2 separate regions of the Mus musculus genome follow, and region 2 is linked to region 1. A link is a loop called in an ENCODE intact Hi-C map of the cell type or tissue named here. Cell type or tissue: left cerebral cortex. All regions are shown on one strand. Each heading gives the region's core, and the rest is flanking DNA. Links, peaks and the distances in the headings are about the cores only.

Evidence for each region. Peaks named below come from ENCODE experiments on the same cell type or tissue, not always from the same donor. Only the 100,000 strongest peaks of a DNase experiment are listed, where the experiment ranks them.
Region 2: a loop joins it to region 1, with 5 times the contacts of the local background. A loop is called at or near these places in 8 of 42 quality-filtered maps.

What each region holds. Positions count from the first base shown.
Region 1 is chr4:131,370,471-131,380,345 of GRCm38, reverse strand. No RefSeq gene overlaps it. Among named protein-coding and RNA genes, the nearest start is that of Gm35634, 34 kb to the left of the region's middle. In left cerebral cortex, for the core only: a CTCF peak has its summit at 5,611 (motif pointing right); DNase peaks (open chromatin) are centred at 4,087, 5,685 and 6,975; H3K27ac peaks cover 485 bases.
Region 2 is chr4:130,955,062-130,964,936 of GRCm38, reverse strand. It overlaps Matn1 (matrilin 1, cartilage matrix protein), which reads right to left. Exons shown (of 8, transcript NM_010769.2): 8 at 9,461-9,875. Among named protein-coding and RNA genes, the nearest start is that of Matn1, 16 kb to the right of the region's middle. In left cerebral cortex, for the core only: a CTCF peak has its summit at 4,633 (motif pointing left); a DNase peak (open chromatin) is centred at 4,641.

The sequences.
Region 1 (9,875 bases), core at 1,247-9,246:
GGCTGGGCACAGAGCAGTTATCTTGGGCTGGATGAGAAATGTCCCTACAGGATCATGTCTTGGTGGTGGCAGGTTGTGGGGTCTGGGTGATGAGGTGAGTCACTGAGCTGGGTCTTTGAAGGTTATACACCAGCCATGTTTCTGATCCCACTCCCTCTTCATTCACCAAGATGTGAACTGGCTGTGCAGCAAGCTCTTGCCAACATGGATAGAGCCATTCCAGCCACTGTGGTGAATTGCATCTTCCAAACCCATGAGCCAAAGTGAACCTTTTCTCTATAAAATTGCCTCTGTCAGACACTGTGCTCCATCTATGAGACAATGGCTAACACAAACAGAAAGAAGACAAGCGTCTCTCCAGAGAGGGCAGATCCCAGCTGCTACCCACCTGCTCCATTGAAAACAGACAATTGAGCTCAGGCAACATGTATGTGTATGTGCAAACGCGTGTGCATGCATGAGAGTGTCTATATGTGTGTGCACACGCATATACATATGAGTAACAATGGAGCTCACATCAGCTTCTCTGTGCGGTCATCCCCTCTGGGAATCTGATGCCTGAGTGACAGTCCCGGAGGACACTGCTTCCTGGCATTTTTAGCCTATGGCAGGTTAGGATCCCAATTTTTCCCGTTTGACTCAATCCAGCAGCCCTAATCTTCTCCGGAAGGAGTCAGATTGAACAGCGAGAGTTCCCCTGGGAAAACCAGAGTGCAGAAGTGGAAGGCCACGCTGGGGTCAGGTTTCCCCAAGCCTGCCCACTCATGGCTTCACTGTCCACTGTCTACTGTACATCATCTATGAGTTGAGTGTCCCTATTGATGTCCCCATATTGATGTTGTCAGCTGCAGAGGTGGCTGTGGTGGGAACAGGCTACATTCTCTGACTGGAAGGTCAAGTCTCCCTCTGGCTCTAGTGACTTAGAGAGGACACATGATCTCAGCTTTGACTTACTGTTTGTAGCCCTGGGAGCTTATTAGGAAGCTTGCCAAGGCCTCTCCCCATATCTTGCTCTCCGTAGCTCCTATTGATCTAGTCTTCACCTCTTCAGAGGCACCTCTCTATTCAGCTACCTGTGACCCTCACACTGGTCACTAACAGGGGGGCAGGATCCCCCAAAGGATGCAAATTTAAAGAATTCAGCTACATCCCATTCTGTTCCCCTGCACCATCCAACTTAGAGTCCACCCATCCCCATCAGACCAGAAGGGTTCACTCAGACAGAGCCAGGGCCACACCCACATAAGCCTGTGACTGTGCAGAACTTGTCTGGACATCAAGGCACTTGGACTTGTAACCCCAAGCCTGTCAGAAATTTGCTTGTGACCTTGGTCAAGTCGTTTATTTTTCCTGGGCTGGTGGATGCCATGCAGGAGGAGCTGGGTGGACAAGTGAGCTCCCTGGAGACAGCTCACCATCTTGTTCTGCTGCCATGGGTGTCCTCTGGTAAGAAACAGAACCAGAGACTTCATCCAAGGATCGCTTCTGGCTATTGGTGTCCTTCCTCATGTTGATCATTGCCATATTCCTCATTTATGTGGCTTGGTGTGAGTGGACACCAGGAGAACCCTCACTGCCTATAGCTGCTGTGATCACTTCCTGGATGACAGCCACCCTACTGGACAAATGTCCTGCAGATCAACATGAAGATGAACTTTCACAAATTAATGCTGTTTACATGAATTAATGACTATAGAAATGATTCAAATACTTTTAAGAAGAAAGTTTAAGGAGGTGGTTTTAGTTGTTTTGTCAGAAAGATGTAATAAAACTAGAGTCAAGAATAGAATGTGCCCCCTCCTAGAATAGAATAGTAAGTAAGGGCTGCATAGTAAAAAATACAGTGAGCTTTCGTATATTGCACTAAGAAGAGAAATGGGCTTTGGACAGATTTGTGATCAAGGAAAACCATTCATCCTAGGCCAGGTCCAAGGATGAAGCCACAGGTGTGCACTATAATAAAGCAAGGCCATGGGGAACTGTTGCTTTGAACTTATAATGAGCTTGTAGAACAAAGCACTGCTTTGAACTGACTATTGACATCTTTCTGTAACTCCCCTTTTGTGTAATGTTTTGTGTAATGTTTTGTCTGTGAGGTAATTATATGAAGAATTTCTAAGAAGGTATAAAAAGGCTGAAAGAAAAAAAATAAAGAGTCTATATGCCTATATGTCTGTCTATATGTGTGTGCATACATACATATGTGTATATGTATATAAGTATTGTTGCGCACTTGTGAAATTGATGAAAAAGGTAGTTGGACCTGGAGCGCATATACACACGTGTGTGTGTGTGCTCCTGTGTGTGTGTGTGTGTGTGTGTGTGTGCACTACCTTCTCTCTATCCTTTTCTTTCTGAGCAGCCTCTTAAGAGTTAAGCGCTCAGAGTTTGTCACCAGGCATTCTTGCCAGCCCCAGATAATTAAGTTTTGTTCCATCAGCAGTGCTGACCCTGTAAATCACCCTCTGCTGTCAACAGTCAGGGGGTGGGAGAGTGGCATCGGCTGCTATAGCACCAACCCCAGTCACAGATGCCATAACCCCCTGCTTTCCCCAGCTCCCGGGATGTCAGAGCAGGCTTTCAGCACTGGGTCTCAGTTTCCTCCTCTGGAGAAGGAAGGGCTCCTTTTAACTCCATGGTGGATGGCTTCAGAGTAACAAGTCAAAAATATCCTGATCACATACTATGCTCAGGGTGTGAGCTCTATGCTATATACAAAACAACTATTATTTTTCTGAGTTACAGACAAATGGTGGTTAATAAAGGTGAGATGACACATCACGATCACAGAGCTAATTAACATCAGCACAGGCTCTTCTGTGCTTTACTGGACTCTACTAACTTCTAAGCCTGCCCTTAGACACAAGAGTCTCCCACCCAAAAGAACACAGGGCCTGACTACAGTGCTTGGGGTCAACATGGCTCTGACTATAGATGTACTGTGCCGGCAAGTCCAGTAGTCGCCCCAGCTGCTTCCCTGTATTGGGGTCTTTAGGGTCCCTCACCAGTTTCTCTGCCCTGTGGTCAGTAGATAGACTTCAAGAAGCATTATGGGTCTTTGGGCTGATGTGTCCCTGTGAAGCACGTACCTGCTGTCGCTCAGAGGGCCATCCATCATCCGCAGAGAAGAGGCTTCTGGAAAAGGCTAGCCAGAACAGTTTTCTAGGGAAAGCCACCCCTTGCACTCATACCTGTTGCCCCATTCCTCGACCTTGGCCTCCCAGCTGAGACCTGGATACCCAAGCCTTTTACTGCCTCTCTCTGGTCAGAGCTGGCAGGAGGAGGGAAGCCAGCAGCAGAATGTGTTTTAGGGCCGCCAGTTGTGACCAAATTCCATCTGGGAACACCTATTGGTGTGCACCAATGGCTGACTAGGTGCCCTGTCTCTGGCTATTCCACCCAGGCCTGGAGATCGAAAACACTCTCTTTAACTAGTGCTAGAACCTATAGGCACAGTAGCCCCGGAGATGGTACTCTGACCCACAGAGTGAAGGTAGTAAGATTGCTCTAATGCTTTCTGACCCCAACCCCTGCACATTTACTGTGAGACTGCTAGTGAGTTTCTGTACCTCTCTGAGACTTAATTTTTCTGATGTGACATAAGACACTGTAGATACTCATGCTGGGTACTTCGTATGCTTAGGACTGCTGCTCACAGTATTTGTCATGCTGAGTCTACTTGCTTTTACTGTAAGAAGCTATCAGAAAATAGACCATCAACTTAATAACAGCTTTTGGGGATGGGGTGGGGGTGGTGGGAGAAGAAAGAAAACAAGAGAAAGATGAGATTAAATGTCTAGGTCAATCAAAAGGTACATCTTACTGTAGAATGTTAAAGCATGTCTCGGAATTGAAAATTATAATATTGCTACGAAAAGCTGCCCTGGGCTTCAGCTGCCTGGGGCCCCTCCCTTACAGCACTGAAGCTGCTTTGCTGGGTGACTGGATTAGCATTGACTCTGATGTGAGCTGAGGGCTGGCCCTGGAGAGTGCCTCCTCCTCAGGCTACTAGGCCCTGTGAACAGTGAGCAGGTGCAGTCACTTGCTCCCCAGCCTTCTAGACCTGGACCTGGCATGAGAACACAGAGTTCCTTCCCCCTAGCCCTGTGCTAAGTTTAGTGCGCCTCATTTCTTGCCTTGCCGGATCCCCCAGGCACAGTTTCTGAAATACACCTAGCAGATGGTATTCCCTTCTTTTCAGGAGCATCCTGGGTGTCTTTGGAGGAGCAGGGAGGAGAGGAAGAGGTAGAGAAAGAGGAGAAGGAGGAGGGAGAAGAGGTGGAGGAGGAGGAGGAGGAGGAGGAGGAGGAGGAGGAGGAGGAGGAGGAGGAGGAGGAGGAGGCAGGACAAGAGAGAGCTGGGATCAGAACAGTTGGGCCTGTTACACCCATGTGCTCCTAGTTACCTTTAAACGGGATTAAATCATACTTGATTCCCTTAACCTCCATTTGGATCTTTTCTCAGAGAAGCAAGTTGACATTGCAGGAGGGAAAAGAAGGACCACGTGGGAAAGATGCTGCAGCCCGAAGCCGTGGAGGGTAGAGACTCTCTATCCACCATACTACCTTAAACCTAGAGAGCCAGATCAGCCAGTGATGGTCAGGTGAGCCAGGCACAGGTGGGCAGGGGGCCCGGCAGGAAGGTCAATGGCAGAGGTCAGGTTGGCCCTCTGGAGCAGAGGTTTGCAATGGGAGCTTTGGTAGCTAATAAGGTTTCAAATTCAGGGGCTCCCCCAGAACCTGTCTGTGCTAAGCCCACTGGTGGGCTAGTTTCTTTTTCATGTGGGCTTCTGGTCATCTTGCTACTGAGACCCTCTCTTCAACCACTCTATGTTGGCAAATTCTTGCCTTGGCCTTGGCTCCTGGCCTCCCTGCCTTCTTGGTTCCCTTCCTGGTCTTGTGATCCTATGTTTACCCCCACTCTCTGGGCATCCCTTTCTATCCTTTTGGTTTCTGTTCCTTTGTTTTCTGCTGATCTTTCTGTCTCTCTGATGATGTCTTCTACCCTGTCCTTGACCACTAAACAGCTCTTGGGTTGAGTGCAGTGGCCGTCAATCTTCAGACACTGTAAGTAACAGACAGGCAACAGGCCCTGGGCACTAGCAGCAAGCAAGAGTGGAATATTGTTAAAAGATAAATTCCACTCTTGGCCATTTTTTAAGATTAATGCAAGGCCTTAGAGACAGACTCCAGGCAAGCTCCTGTAGACACAGTGTCAGAAGAAAAGAGTTATTGCATGTCCTGGCTCCAGGCCACCCATTGGCCCTGGTACAGTTATTCTCTCTGTTGTACACTTGCACATTGTTGCTGATGGCTGCAGCAGCACCTGGGCTGTCACATGGTGGCAAGCCTGTGGCCAAGAGCATTTCTCTACTTTAGGATCATCGTCTAACATTCTATTCTCAGACGCATCCTTCCCTGTCTTCAGCCCTGGCTCCCTTTGCCCTGACCTCCCTGTGATCCAGTATTCCTGAATTCTCAGCACACTGCAGACACCAGTGACTGCAGATGCTCAGTGACAGCCTTTGATTTTTGTCTTGCATATAGCCATGAATTTGTGGTGGTCCAAATGAGAAAAAGTCCCCCAAAGGCTCGGGCATTTAAATGCTTGGTCCCCAGTAGGTGGCGCTGTTTGAGAAGGTTTAGAAGGCAAAGTCTTGCTGGAGGAAATGTGGGTGGGGAGGGGGCACCTCACTTTTCCTCCAGCCCACCCTTACTGCTTTGTGCTGTTGTTAAAGATGTGATCTCTCAGCTTCCTGCTCCTGCTGCCATGCCACGAAGAAGTTGCTCTGGGTCATGGTGTTTTATCACAGTGACGGAACAGTAACTAACATGGCCTCTGCGTGGGCCTTTCCTTAAGGAATGCACTTGCCATTCCTAAGAGCCCCTGTACAGATCTATTCAGGTCCTGCAGGGACTCACTGGCATCATCTTAGTGAAACCAGGCTCTCATAACTAACTGTGACACGGCACATGGGATGTTCTCCCTGTGCGCTCTCAGGATGACGTCACACAGTAAGTGATGAGCTCAAGGAGAAAGAAGAGGGACTTGGAAGTAGACACACCTGCTTCAGATTCTGGTAGTTTTATTCGCCGGTCACATGATCTTGGGTGACTCTCTCAAACCACTCATTTCTCTACAGTGAAGACCTTACATGGTCATACCTGGTCACTATGAGCTTGTTTCAACATCTGTGACAAGTCTCCATGCATCGGGGCCCATCTTCTCTGTGGCATTTCTTCTGCTGTGCTTGAATAGTCTCTGTCTGATGTGCTCACATCTGGAGAGGGGTCTTCCTGGCTTGAAGCAGCAGCAGCAAGTGCAGTCTGGTGCATCGGACTGAACATGGTGGACTCTTCAAATGGCGACTCTGCTACATCCTCGTGCCCCCAAGTTCAGGGCTCTTCCCTCTTTGGTCTTTTGTGCACTGGGTTCGATTCTCATCCCCCATATCACAAATGAATGAATGAATGAATGAATGAATGAATTAGTGAACAAATGATTTTTAGATAACTGGTTTAGTCTCTTATGTTTCCTTTGAATCAACATGTGTTTTATTAGCTTAAATTTATACCTTTTGGGTGTGATGGGAATGAGCAGTTTTACAAAAAAGAAAACCACATAGACACATGCACAGGTACACACACACACACACACACACACACACACACTTTTCCCGTTTGTTGCTGATATGGGCACCGTGACCACAGAGCACCTTTGGGCCCAGATTTTTTTGTAAGTGGTACTTTATTGCAGTGCCCAGCATTCTCCAGTAGAAACAGTGAGAGCAAAGTTATAACCCGTCTTTTATTAATATCTTTGAGACCTAGGGAACATTCTTGTCCTATTAGGACTCTGAAGAGCATCCAAAGAAAGCATATAGTGCCTGTTGGGCTGCCATGGTTACCCGTGTTCAGCTTCCCAAAATGAGAGGCAACACTAAACAGGACATGTTTCTCAGCCAAGTCTGGGAGGTACCAGGCTTTCCTCCTCTGCGGAGTGTCTGTCTGTAGACTATGACACCATGGTCTGGGACAGAAATAGCCAAAGACTTATCTGTGTCAACTGAATCTAGTGGAGCTCCTAAAGGTACTCATAGCTGAGCCTGGGGGGTAAAAGAGTCATAAGTTCAAAGCCAGTCTGGATAACACAATGAGACCCTGTCTCAAAATAGAAATTAAAAGAGATATAGCTAGTGTTAGATAGAGATGAGACAGAGATAGAGATAGAGATAGAGATAGAGATAGAGATAGAGATAGAGATAGAGATAGAGATGATACAGAGACAGCCATAGAGACATAGCTCAAGGGCAGAGCACCTACCTAACTTGCTCAAAGCCCCGGGTTTGAGTCCCCATACCACAAAAAGGAAGGAAGGAAGGAACAAATGATTTTTTTTTAGATTGTCATTTTCTTCTGAAGTCCCTGCCCATGAACTCTGTACTGTCACCAAGCCCTTTGACGGAGGGTGAGGCACTCACTCACAAGAAGCGGAATATTTCTAACCTCGGGTCCAAGTCAGCGGGGTTTGAAGCTCAACAGTACACAGGAGCTGAGGTCCGGCGGGGCTCATCTTATCTCTGCAGGCCACTGCAGCGCAGGCCAGCTGTTCAGGACCCTGAGCAGGAGCCACTGAAAGCGAGGCCGAGCCCAGGCTGCGTGGTGGGGAAGAGTGGGAATTTTATCTCTCGCTGTCCTTTTCTGTTTTGATCTGAGTGACTTCCGAACTGGGATTTCTGTTTCCCTGGGGTTGATTCTGCGCATGCGCACTCCTTTTCCTTAACCCCTTGCCTTACTTGGCTCCTAAGAAGCACCAGCTCGCCGTTCATCTCTTGATTCCACATTTCTTATCAGTAACTGTTTATTGAGAGTTTCAACTTTGATTCTAACCATCTCCCCCGCCCCCCAGATCTAACATACACCACCAAAACATACACACATTCTGGGGATTAAACCCAGGGCTTTGCAAGTGGCCCCACCACTGAACCCTAGCCCCAGCGTGAGATTTCATTTTGCTGGGAGTTCTGACATTTCTCTAGTTCCTGGAACTGATCCCCAGTCTACCACCACCAAGCCTGGTTCCAGCCATGAAGGCCTGCTCCACCTGCCTCTGGTGTGTTTGGTGCTGATTCCTGCAGGGCCGATCCTGGCCTCTTTGGGGGAGGAGTTTCTGTCCTGTGCAGGCCCCCAACCTAACTATCCCACCATTCTCATTGGAGCTTGTTGGGACTCATTCACTCTCAAACATCTATCCCGAGTTGCAGATATCGGTTAGTGAAATCTCTGGTTCCCTGGGTCTTCTCCCAGCTTTGGGGCAAGCAAGGATCTCTTTCTGGCATGCATGAAGGGCAAGGCAGGGTCAGGGGAGTGGGTCAGGCCTAGAACCTCACAATCAAAACCAGGAAAGGAGACCAAAGAAGGGTCTAAGCGGGGCAGCAGGCAGTTTGTCCTTGAATGACCTTGAGTTCTCCCTGCCCCTTCCACGGGCCAGCACTCTTCAAACATTGTTGATGCTTTTCGCCTTTCCCTCTTTGTCACTCTATCTGGATGATCCAATGCCCCCCCCCACCCCCGCGCTCCTGGTCCACCTGTAGTCTGCTGTCTGCAGAGCAGTCCGTGACCTCTCTCCCCACAGAACTCGCTACAGGGAGAGATCAGTTTCCACGCAGCTTTAGCTGTGGGAGCCACTGTTCTCTAGAGTCCTTCTAGAGCCCTTGGAGGGTCCGTAGCACCACTCATGGGTTAGTAAGTTAGCAAGACTTGTGTATTGGAAGATGAACTGGGGTCTGTGTCTGCCCAAGCAACTTTAAAGCTCACATCTACTACATCAACACACACGCGCGCACGCGCACACAAACACACACACACACACACACACACACACACACACACACACACACACACACACACACACACGATGTGGATGAAGTCCTTGATAGATATTTCCCCAGGTTTGACAGCAGTTCTAAAGATTTAGGAGACATTATCAAAAACAAATTTCGAAGATGAAAATAAAGCATTTCTAAACCATCAATAATAAAAAATCAATTTCCATCAAACTCTGCTCCAGGCAAGCCTGAGCGATCTCCTACCCTCTCTACAGAAAGTGCGGTTACAAAGTCACTGCCACAGAGGACGTAATCCATGGAGAGGGGACCCAGGCGTTGGGACAAAGTACTAAAGGGAGTGTGCATGGACTCGATTGTGTGGCAGCCCTGGCACTTTTCAGCTTTTGAAGTCTATAATTTCCCGTGATTTCCTTTTCCATTCTAAGTACATGTCAAATTGGACAGCTGACTTAGTTTCTAACTCTGGGTTCTACTTATCTAAAGAGATTGCTCCAAATTAATTGTTTCACATTTTACTGACTGGAGTGTCTGCCACCTTCTGAGGCTTCCTTTAGAATCACCTGGCCCCTGCTCCTCCCCACTCCCGCCCCCCCCTCCCAGTCTCACTCAGCCCTTCCTCTGTTCTTTTCTTCACCCCTCCACTCTCTCCTGGCTGCAGACTCTGGTCCTCTGCCTGCTCTGTTGTTCTTCCTGAGTGGACTGGCACCCCCTTAGCCCTCCCCTCCTTTTCCCTTCTGGTTACCTGGGACTGAACTTCAGGCTAGCTCCTCTGGGAATCCCTGTGAGCACACGCTACGTGCAGTGGCGATCTCTGTGCCCGGCTCACCTGCATTCTGTGCTACTGGCCTCCCTCTGCTCACCGCCACTGCCCTCCCCAGAACATTAGCCAGGGACCTTTCGAAGGACTGCCCTCTCCCTTCACATGAGCCCCCGGGAGGGCAAGGTCATGTCCGTCTGTCTCTCTTGTGGCCCCAGCACACAGAAGAACATCTGGTTCACAGTAAACACCCCCATGAGTAATTGTTGA
Region 2 (9,875 bases), core at 1,162-9,161, 420 kb after region 1:
CCAGCGATATCTGGTTTACAGCCACCAGGAGCCAGCTCAGTTGAGAACAAGAGAGAGGTCACAAGGGGTGCCAGATACCTATCTAAGACACATATACATCCTCGCAAACGCAACAAGCAGCCCTGTCAATGACCAGAGAGTGAGGACTACTTAGATTTACTCAGGATAGATCTAAGGGGCCAGGTCATCCCAGCCCAACCAGCCACACAGCTCTCAAAACCACTACCTCCTCTGGGATAGACACAAGGGCTTCTTATATGGTCATGGCCATGGCAGGACCAGCCATGAGCTCTGTGCCCAGACTCACAGCTACCTTTCGGAGGACATGTCTGTTCAGCCAGAGCCACCAGGGGACAGATAAGAAAGAGCCTTGTGACCTCCTTATGCTCCAAGCTCCAGGACACCAAGGCTGGTACGGTCACAGCACAGCCAGAGGTGGCAGAGGCAGCTCTTGGTTGCAGCAAATGGGCAGTTCTCAGGCCCCTGAGCCTTGTAGGGTCCCAGAGAATTTGGAAAAACTTGCACTTTGGAGACCTTGAAGGAGAGGGGAGCCGGGAAATTGAAGAGTGGGAGGAGATTGCCCTTTGAGCCTTACCTGTCACCAGGTGCTGTAGTGGGGCACACATCCATATCGTGTCACACTAACCCTCACGACATGGTCCCATTTTTCAGAGGAGAAAACTGAATGTCTGCTGGCATATGGTTTGCCCATCACCAGCTGTTTGGTGGCAAGGCCAAGGTTCTACTCAGACCTGTCCAGCTTTTGATGGTCCATGATCCTTAGTAACCACAGACAGGAGATGACCAGCAGCTGCTAGCCCCATCAGGCAGATGAATAGGAAAGAGGGGGTGGGGACGGAGAAACCGAGGCTCAAACCATGACACTGCCCTCCTGAGATGTGAGGATGGAGAAACTGAGGCTCGAACCATAACACTGCCCTCCTGAGATGTGAGGATGGAGAAACTGAGGCTCAAACCATAACACTGCCCTCCTGAGATGTGAGGATGGAGAAACTGAGGCTCAAACCATGACACTACCCTCCTGAGATGTGAGGATGGAGAAACTGAGGCTCAAACCATGACACTACCCTCCTGAGATGTGAGGATGGAGAAACTGAGGCTCAAACCATGACACTGCCCTCCTGAGATGTGTGGCCCGTCAGCCTCTGCTTTCTCATCTTTTACGTGAAGAATGCTAATCTACACACACACACACCAGATGGATGAGAGTTTAAATGGTTCCTGTGTGCCAGACATGTCACCATCCAGTGACAGGTGAGTCTGGAATAAAGGCTAATCAGGTCAGGACTTCCACCAGTACACATGCCTACTCAGAATCTCCTGGCTCTGTCATGACTCTTTCCCTCCCTCTATCTATCCATCTCCTCCTTCATCCCTTCATCTCTCCTCCCATTCACTGTCCCTGTATCCCTATCCATCTCTCCATCACTTCCTCCTTCTTTCAATCCTTCTATTAACCCCGTCGATTGAGGATAGAAAATGGAGGATGGAAAGATGGATGGATATGTGGACCAATGGAATAATAATGTATAGATGGGTGACTGGATGGAGAAAGAGAATCAGTAGGTGTTGACTGGATAGGGGACGAATGGATGGATGGTGGGCAGGAGGATGATGGACGAACAGATGGTAGTTAGATTTGATGGATGGAAAGATAGATGGATGAATGGATGGGGAATTGATGGTGAGTGGGTGGGTGGATGGATGGATGGATAGATAGATAGATAGATAGATAGATAGATAGATAGACAGGTAGATGACAGATAGATGGATAGTGGGTAAATGGTGAATGGTGGATAGGTGGATAAATGATGAGTGAGTGACACATGTGTAAATGAGTAGTTGGTTAGATAGTGGGTAAATGGTGAATGAGTGGGTGGTGTGTAGATAATGGGTGGATAGATGGATTGATGGACAGATGGATGAGTGGACAGACAGACAGACAGACAGACAGACAAATGGATGGTAGGTAGATGGTGAATGAGTGGGTGGTGAGTAGATGATGGGTAGATGGATAGATGGATGGATGGATGGATGGATGGATGGACAGACAGATGGACAGACAGGCAGACAGACAGATGGATGGATGGATTGTGGATAGATTACAGATGGATGAGTAGACAGTGAATGAAGAGATGAATGGTAGATGATGGATGAATAGGCAGATGAATAGACACATGGATGGACAGATAGATGAATAAATGGGTGAGGTGGATGGGTGGATGGATGGGTGGATGGATGGATGGATGGATGGACAGACAAATGGTGGGTAGATGGTGGTACTCAGAGCTGGTTCACAGACCCAGAGATTCCACCACATCCTCACCCACACCCACTCACCAACAGATCTTGACAGGAGGACAAACTCCTCCCATAGGCTAAAGGCCGCCCGCATCTTGGGAGCTGACCTATCCTTTCTGATTGTTCCTCACAGTCACATCCCTGTGCAGTGAGCCTTGTGGCCTCAGCCTACTGTGTCACCAACCCAGAAGATGAAAAGTGGACCCTGCACCCAGAGTGTGGGGTTCCGAGGGGTCCCGGTGGGGACTGCTCGGGCACACTCTGCAGAGAATGAGTACTGAGTCCCAAATCCCATCCTCAAAGGAAGCCGTGGGTGACCTCACCAGAGCAGGACAATAAGCTACCTCCACTGCCCCCAAGCTGCCTCCTGTCAAGCTCTGTCAGCACTCCACCTCCTCACATGCAACCCTTGCCACACCTACAAACTGCTACCACTGTCCCACGTGACAGAGAAGGAAACTGAGGCTCACGGAGGTAAAAGACTTGCCCAGGGCCTTTGGTCATAGACAGAACCAGGATGAATTCGGGTCACTTGTCTTGAGGAAGCACAGACATCTCCAGCGCACCCCCGCCCCAAGCTCTCTTCCCTGTTTCCCACCACCCAGCCCCCGTATACATCACTTTGTGGTCCCTTTAAACCTGAAATGGGCTCGTTTTCCAATTTGCCTCACCCTGAGCAGTAATGTCCATGAAATAAAGCCTTGATGTGCTAATTGCTTATGGGGTTTTTCTCTGATGCCCATTAAAATAAATACATGGCTGGTAAAATAGAAAAATAGGAAATGTTTGCCCATGCCTGACCCAGACTCCTTCTCCTATCCCTGGTGAGCAACCCACCTCCTGGGAGGAGGAAAGAGAAAATAAAAAACTGGGAGGGGTAAGGGACAGAGAAAACTGGGAGGAGGGAATGTGCCTGGGAGGAGGGAGAGCAGAGGAGATGAGGGAGGGGGGAGTACGTGGCAGGTAGGTAGGTTTGCCCTCTCCGGCCCAGCACAGCCCAGGTCAGCCAGGTTCCTCTTTTGCTTGGGAAGGCTCCATCTTTGCTGCTACTCCTGGCTTGGGTCAACTGAGCACAAGCCACATGAATTAAGGCCTCTTGGGGAAATGAGTAAGAATGGCCACAGTGGCCCCTGATAATGGGATGCAGGTACCTCAACACTTCAGCTCCTGGCAGTCAGAGCCCCTATTTGCATCACCCACAGGACAGAGATGGGGTAGAGTGTAGGGGGGGGGGAGACCTACTGTCCCCAGAATCCTGCCTAGAATTAACACAGGAAACCACGTGGAGTAGTCTAATACTGGAAAATGAGAAAATCCTGCAGGGTGGCCACCTCCCTCCTACAGCAGTGCCAGCATACAGGATAAGGAAGGAATGAAGCTATGAACAGTGAGGGGCCTGACTGGACATGGCCAAGCTGGAGCAGGCCCAGGGGCAGAGCCAGCAGGGATGGGACAACCAAACCAGGAAGCTGACAGGCATGGGTTCAAATACGGGAACCGCTACCGTGTTCCATCTCTCCCCACCCCCACCCACCTAGAGCCCCACTGACCCTCCTGTGAGACAGAGACGTCCCACTCAGAGGATCTCAGGAACAAATGAGATTAGCGTTTCCTAGAGCAACGCTCGGCGAGCAGAACAGCTATTCGTCAGTTTATGCCCGCTAATTATATTTATGGAAATGCATCATGAGCAGGCTGTTCTGTGACACTGAACATTATATTTATTTCTGTTGTATATCTGTCTGTGTTTCTATTACATTTATACTGTATATCATTGCACGTGGCTATATAAATCTAGTATATATTTTACTATATACTGTGTATTGTAAACTACTATAAATGGCCATTTATAAGCCACTTCCTGTTACTACTACGGAAGGGCCAGGAAACAAGGCGGGCAGGCGCCTCTGTCTCTCAGTCACACCAGGGACAGTGCTGTCTCACACCAGGACTTGGGGCTGAGATTTGTGATCCTTGAGACACTGCCTCTTGGACACCACCTCACCTCAGCATTTAGGGATAAATGTTAAATTTGCAGTGACGTGGGACAGACCCAGGGACATGGAGACACATCTGGCCTGGACCTGAGACACCTCTTAGAGCTTGGGAGAGATGGGAAGGAGAGGGCTGGATGCCTCTGAGGAGACCTGCGGCCACGGAGAGACTTCAGAAATAGCACTATCCCCTCAGGAACCTTAGGGAGTAAAGAGGTTAGGTGCGACAGGTGCCTTCAGTGTCAGGACAGAACTCAGCTGAAAGAGCTCTCGCTGAAGGGTCCTCCCTGGTCGGACAGCCCCATTCCTGAGCTGATGGCGCCACCTGGTGGCCAGATTCTCCATAGCAGCTCCAGACCCTGCAATCATAGGATCACATTTGTCTAGCTTCTTGCTGTGCAGTTTGGAGTCTGTTGTTTGACCTCTCTGAGCTGGGGGGAGGAGCTGGTGGGGAGAGACAACAGTGCTCACTGCACCCTGCAGGCTGTTTTACTTCTGTTACAGCGTCGTAGGTCTAGTTCCATCCCCAAACCCAAAGTTGATATGTTGGCAAGGATGACCTTGAACTTCAAATCCCCCTGCCTCCACCTCCCAAGTACTAGACTCCCACTCACTTGACATCACACTCGGAATGTATTCAGTGCTAGAGATGGACCCAGGGCTTCCTGTGCAGCTAGGCAAGCCTTTCACCAGCTACACTCTCTCCAGATCCAGGCCCCCGTCCTCTTTTGTGTTAATCTCACAGGCCTCTGGGACAGCCGTGGGACTGGGGTTCTGCGTGCCTCCTGTTTCATTTCAAAAGCTGTGGACCCAGGAGGGAACCATGTAATTAACAAGAGGTGACACACGAAGGAATCCTGCTCAAGGCCTGCCACCCTCCTCCCTGCCAAATCCTGTAACCAATTGCATTATGCAAACAAGACTCGGAAACCTGGTTAGCCTCGTGCTCCGGGGCCGGGAGATCCCACTGTTGCCCAAGGAAAGAAAGACGTTTTTTTTTTTTCTTTTTGCAAAATCCTGATTAGTTTAGTCCTGTGTGTCTATGTGAAATTCAGTTTAAAAAAAATTGTGGGAATAGATAGACCCTGGCTGCCTGGAAGTCGCTTGGGTTCCATGGTTCTGAGATTTGTTTATAGCCTTGGGTTAATCAAATCTGGATTGGAGAGAGGCAGGGAGAGACAAGGGGGGGCTGTTACCAAGACCTGAAGCAAACTTGGGGAGAAGAGAGATAAGTTAGTGCCAGGATTTAGAGCAGGAAAACCCACGAAGCTGATGCTTTACCCATTGGAACACAAGGTGAAAGGGCAGGTTCTAAAAAAACCACACAGGAAATGAACCACACAGGGTCCCCATCCCCACACATCAGGGACATCTGTGGCTTCTGCCCTCCAAGTGCCCTGCCTTGGCATGTGGTGACAGCCTCTCCTCCTCGTGGAACCATTGCCTAGCTCTTCCATCCTAAGACAACTTTTGTCTCTGACCCACACACACACTCACTTCTCCCTACTATACAAATGAACAGAGTCCCAGACCTGGCTGGCCAGCCAGAGCATGGAGTTCCTGATTACAGTGATAGCTCAAGGATAGGCAGAGTGCCCAGTCGGAGTCAACGAAGCCAACCCCTGTGAACTTGGATCTTGAAGGAGTTTCAAACCTACAGAGCCTTTGGCATCTTGGGGAGAGCCCTCCCCACGCAGGAAGTGTCCAATCAGAATGGAGACCAGAGCCAAAGGCAAAGAAAGATGGGGCCCAATAACATCGCTGAACATAGGGCCTTCAGGCATAGACCCCCTCAGATACTTTCTTAGCTAAAATTCTTGTCATCAGCAATCCAGAGCACTGATCATCTGTCCCAACCTCCAGGGCCTGAGATGGACTCCTGAGAAACTGGCCAGCTGCCTCCCCCATCTGCTTCCCAAAGTCTTCTGCTGCAAAAATTCTTCCTCCTGGAGCAGCCTACTGCAAGCACACACACACACATGCACACACACACACACACACACGCACACGCACACGCACACGCACACTCATAAGCACTCCATTTGTTGGGTCTGGGGGCAGTTATGGTCTCACACCAAGCGAAGCTCTTGCCTCATGCCTCTCCTGACCTTTGCTCTCTGGCCCCTCCTGGCACTGGACCTTGTCAGTTTCCCTGACTGTGTGCCCTCTACCCTGCTGTCTGCTTACTGGGGTCCTCACTCCCTGTGAACAACCTGGTCCTCCGGCATGGGGGAGGGGCACGGGGGAACAGCTGCTCTTCAAAGAACAGCCTAGTCCAGCTGTGAACCTGCTCCTAAGAATTAGGGTGACCCTTAAGTCTGCTGAGCCCATCCTGTGTGCTGAGGGGTGATGTGCCTTGTTCCTGCATCAGTGCTGGGTAAACTAGAACTCCCCACTTCTGAACTCACCTGGATGAGTCCCGTACGACCCCAGAATAAGGACATAAATTCTGCCTCCCTGGGGTGGTGGGACAGCTTGTGAGTGGCTTCCCTGCTCTCCCTGCAATCAAAGGTCCAAGCCTAGCCCAGGGGTCTCAATGCTTTCTGCCAACAGCCTTGCCTGGGATCCGGCAGGACAGCGGGTCCAGCTTCAAAGTCACCGTCCTTCCCTAGACGTGGATACTGGATCCCGTCCACCTCCAACTGCATCTCTTGTTTAAGGGAGGCGTACCAAGTCACACTTGTACAAGAGGGACCTGGCAACGTCTCTTGTAGGAAGCCGCCCTCACATTCGCCGTTGCAAGATGGCGCTGACATCCTGTGTTCTAAGTGGTAAACAAATAATCTGCGCATGTGCCAAAGCGAACGCGTGTAAGAGTCTCTCCCTCACCTAAAAGTCCTGACGGCTTCTGACCACCCTCTGGATTAAACCCAAAATTCAAGACCAGTTCAAGGCAACCAGTACACAGTCTCTCAAGCCCCTCCTGGGCCCTGGCTTCCCGCTGGCCCTGTGGAGCTTACTCCAGCCTGCTATCCCACCCCAGGACTTTCCACATGCTTGTCCCTGCCTCTGCTTATTCTTCTCACCTTCCCTGCCTATGTCAATGCTGAGCCCGGATGCCTTCACCATCTCAGCCCCAGGCTTCCCCGGACACGGGAGCCTCCGACCCCTGCCACAGCCTGCTCTCCTCTCCAATCCTGGCTAGCATCTCCACATGGTTCTTTCTCATGCCTGTGGCCCTTCCCCAGCACCGTAAGTGAAAAATATCAGAGGCCACGGGGCATTTTCCATCTTATCCCAAGCACCCAGTGTGCATGCTGCCTTCCGCGTGGCTTCACTAATGTGAAATGCGTGCATGAATGAGCCTGGCAATACGGGAGAGCTGCTTTATGAACCGGGCTCCTCTGCTCTCCTTCCACCAAGCCCCACCCTCTCCCTCAGGTGCCTCAGACCCTGGGTCCTCAAAGGGCTTTGCCTGGCTGCCAAGGCTCTTCAACCCTCTCCTTATAAACCTATATGTGTCCAGCAGGTCCTACCCAAGATTACCCAGCCCTTGCCTCTCTGGAAGCCCTGGGCCTGGGTATCTTGTGAGAGGACGCAGGGCCCCAGCGAATAGCCAAGGATGCTGGAAGGAGATTCACACCCTGGGATCCTAAACCCTCTACCCGTGCCTCCCTGGGAGACACTTCCTGGATACTCAGGGCCTGGTGGCCTCTCTAACGGGCAGTGCCCACGGGTACTTCTCTACTTGTTTGCTTCAGTTTAGGGCTCTTTAAAGGGGCCTTGAGCATCTCTCCATTTCACCGAGGAGGGCCCAAGACCCATAATTGGTCCAGGATCACACAACATTGGCAAAGTGAGGCTCTTCCTTTCGGCTTCATTCTCCCCACAGCTGGCCTGGGTCCGCTACATTTGTTGAATGACTGAGTTGTGGAGACAGCCACTGTCCCAAAAGACTCCATACTCGATTCTCCTTGATACCTGAGCCCTGGGATCAGCAGGGTGGCGCAGCAAGGAACATAGACAAGGCTATCCTAGAGAAACTGCAGCTTCCAAACCCTGCCATCCACTCTCCAGAAGCCCTGAGCACAGGCATCGTGTGAAAAGCCAGAGGGCTCTGCTGGCAAGTCCCCCAACACAAGGGCACTGTGTTTCCCATAAGGAACAGACACTGGGCAAGCCAAAGTGCACATGCAGGGGTAGTCTCCTGGCCCATACGAGAGGCCCCAGAAGTCCAGCCTGTACAGGCCAGTCAGTCACAGAGGCCCAGGGGAGTTGCTGAGGCTGGAGAATGTCCCTCTACGTTGTTGTTAGGCCAGGCTACAGGGCTCGGATTTCCTTTCCACGGCTGAGAACAGGCCTTATCAAGTCACCAGGTAGGGGAGAGGTACAGAAGCCAGGATCTGGGAGCCAGAGGAGGGGGAGCTTCCACCCCCAGGTCAGTGAAGAAAGGACTGGAGCTCAGAGCGCTGCTGGCTGACCCCAGGAAAGCAGCCATGGGACAGGGATCAGGCATGTGTGTCTATACTGGGTTGCTATTATAATTGTGGGACACACAAGAAGATGGAGTTTCCAAAGAAGCAGACAACACAAAGAGATCCAGGCCGACCCAGGCTCGGCGGACCTCCCCATCAGCCCGACTTGGAATGCACCCACCCCAGGGTTCCCAGATACCCTGGAGAGACACAGACCTTGGCACCTAAAGCCAGACTCCTCTCCAGCTAGGTCCAGGCGTTGACGTGAAGACTCTGTAAAGACACCAAGTCCCTCTCAAGGCCACCATCCCTGTCCTGCCTTATATGGAGTCTGGGTACACACTTAATACCTGAGAAATGAATGCCTGAGCAGATGATTCTTAACTGGTACCTCCACCCACCCCCGAAAAAACACATTCTTTTGCTGTCCCCAAGTCCTGATGCAAGGACCAACTCACAGACGGGGATTTCGCCACCGCTCAGCCTTCCCATTCCTAACCTGGGGGCACTGGGTGAGCCTTCTCGGTTGGTTACTGGGAGTGCTGACTGAGGACACAGGGATGAACCTGAGGCTCTGCAGGCAGGGCATGAGGTCTTGGTGTGGCTACTGTCACCTTCATCAGCAACACATCACTGTCCCCACAGCCACTCCATCACAGCATCCCCGTGTGTGAACCCACATCTGCATCTTCCTTCCTCCCGGTCCCCAGTCACCACCACTAATTCCATCCAGGGTGTACAGCGAACCACATTTAATTGTTTTTATTTTTTTCTCAAGAAACAAACAAAAAAAAAATCTCTCAGAGTAAAGAACTGACTGGGTAAAGAATTAACTGGAGGAAAAAAAAAACAGGAATATATTAAGCTTTAGGTTGGAAAAATAACGAACGCAGTCGCTCACACACCTCTTCCCTGCGTTCTCACCTGTGCACACACCCTTGCTCTGAAACACACATGATCACCATCAGGCACACACATGCTCACAGGCACCATCATAACACACTCCCAGCAGACACAAGCATGTGTCCCCTCCTGCTCCCAGCCCCAGGACAGCTGGGGAGACCTGCAGCCGTCCTCCGCAGGTTCCCTTGCTAAAGCAGCAAAACCAGACTAACTCCAGCTACAGGGGGCATTCCCAGGACAC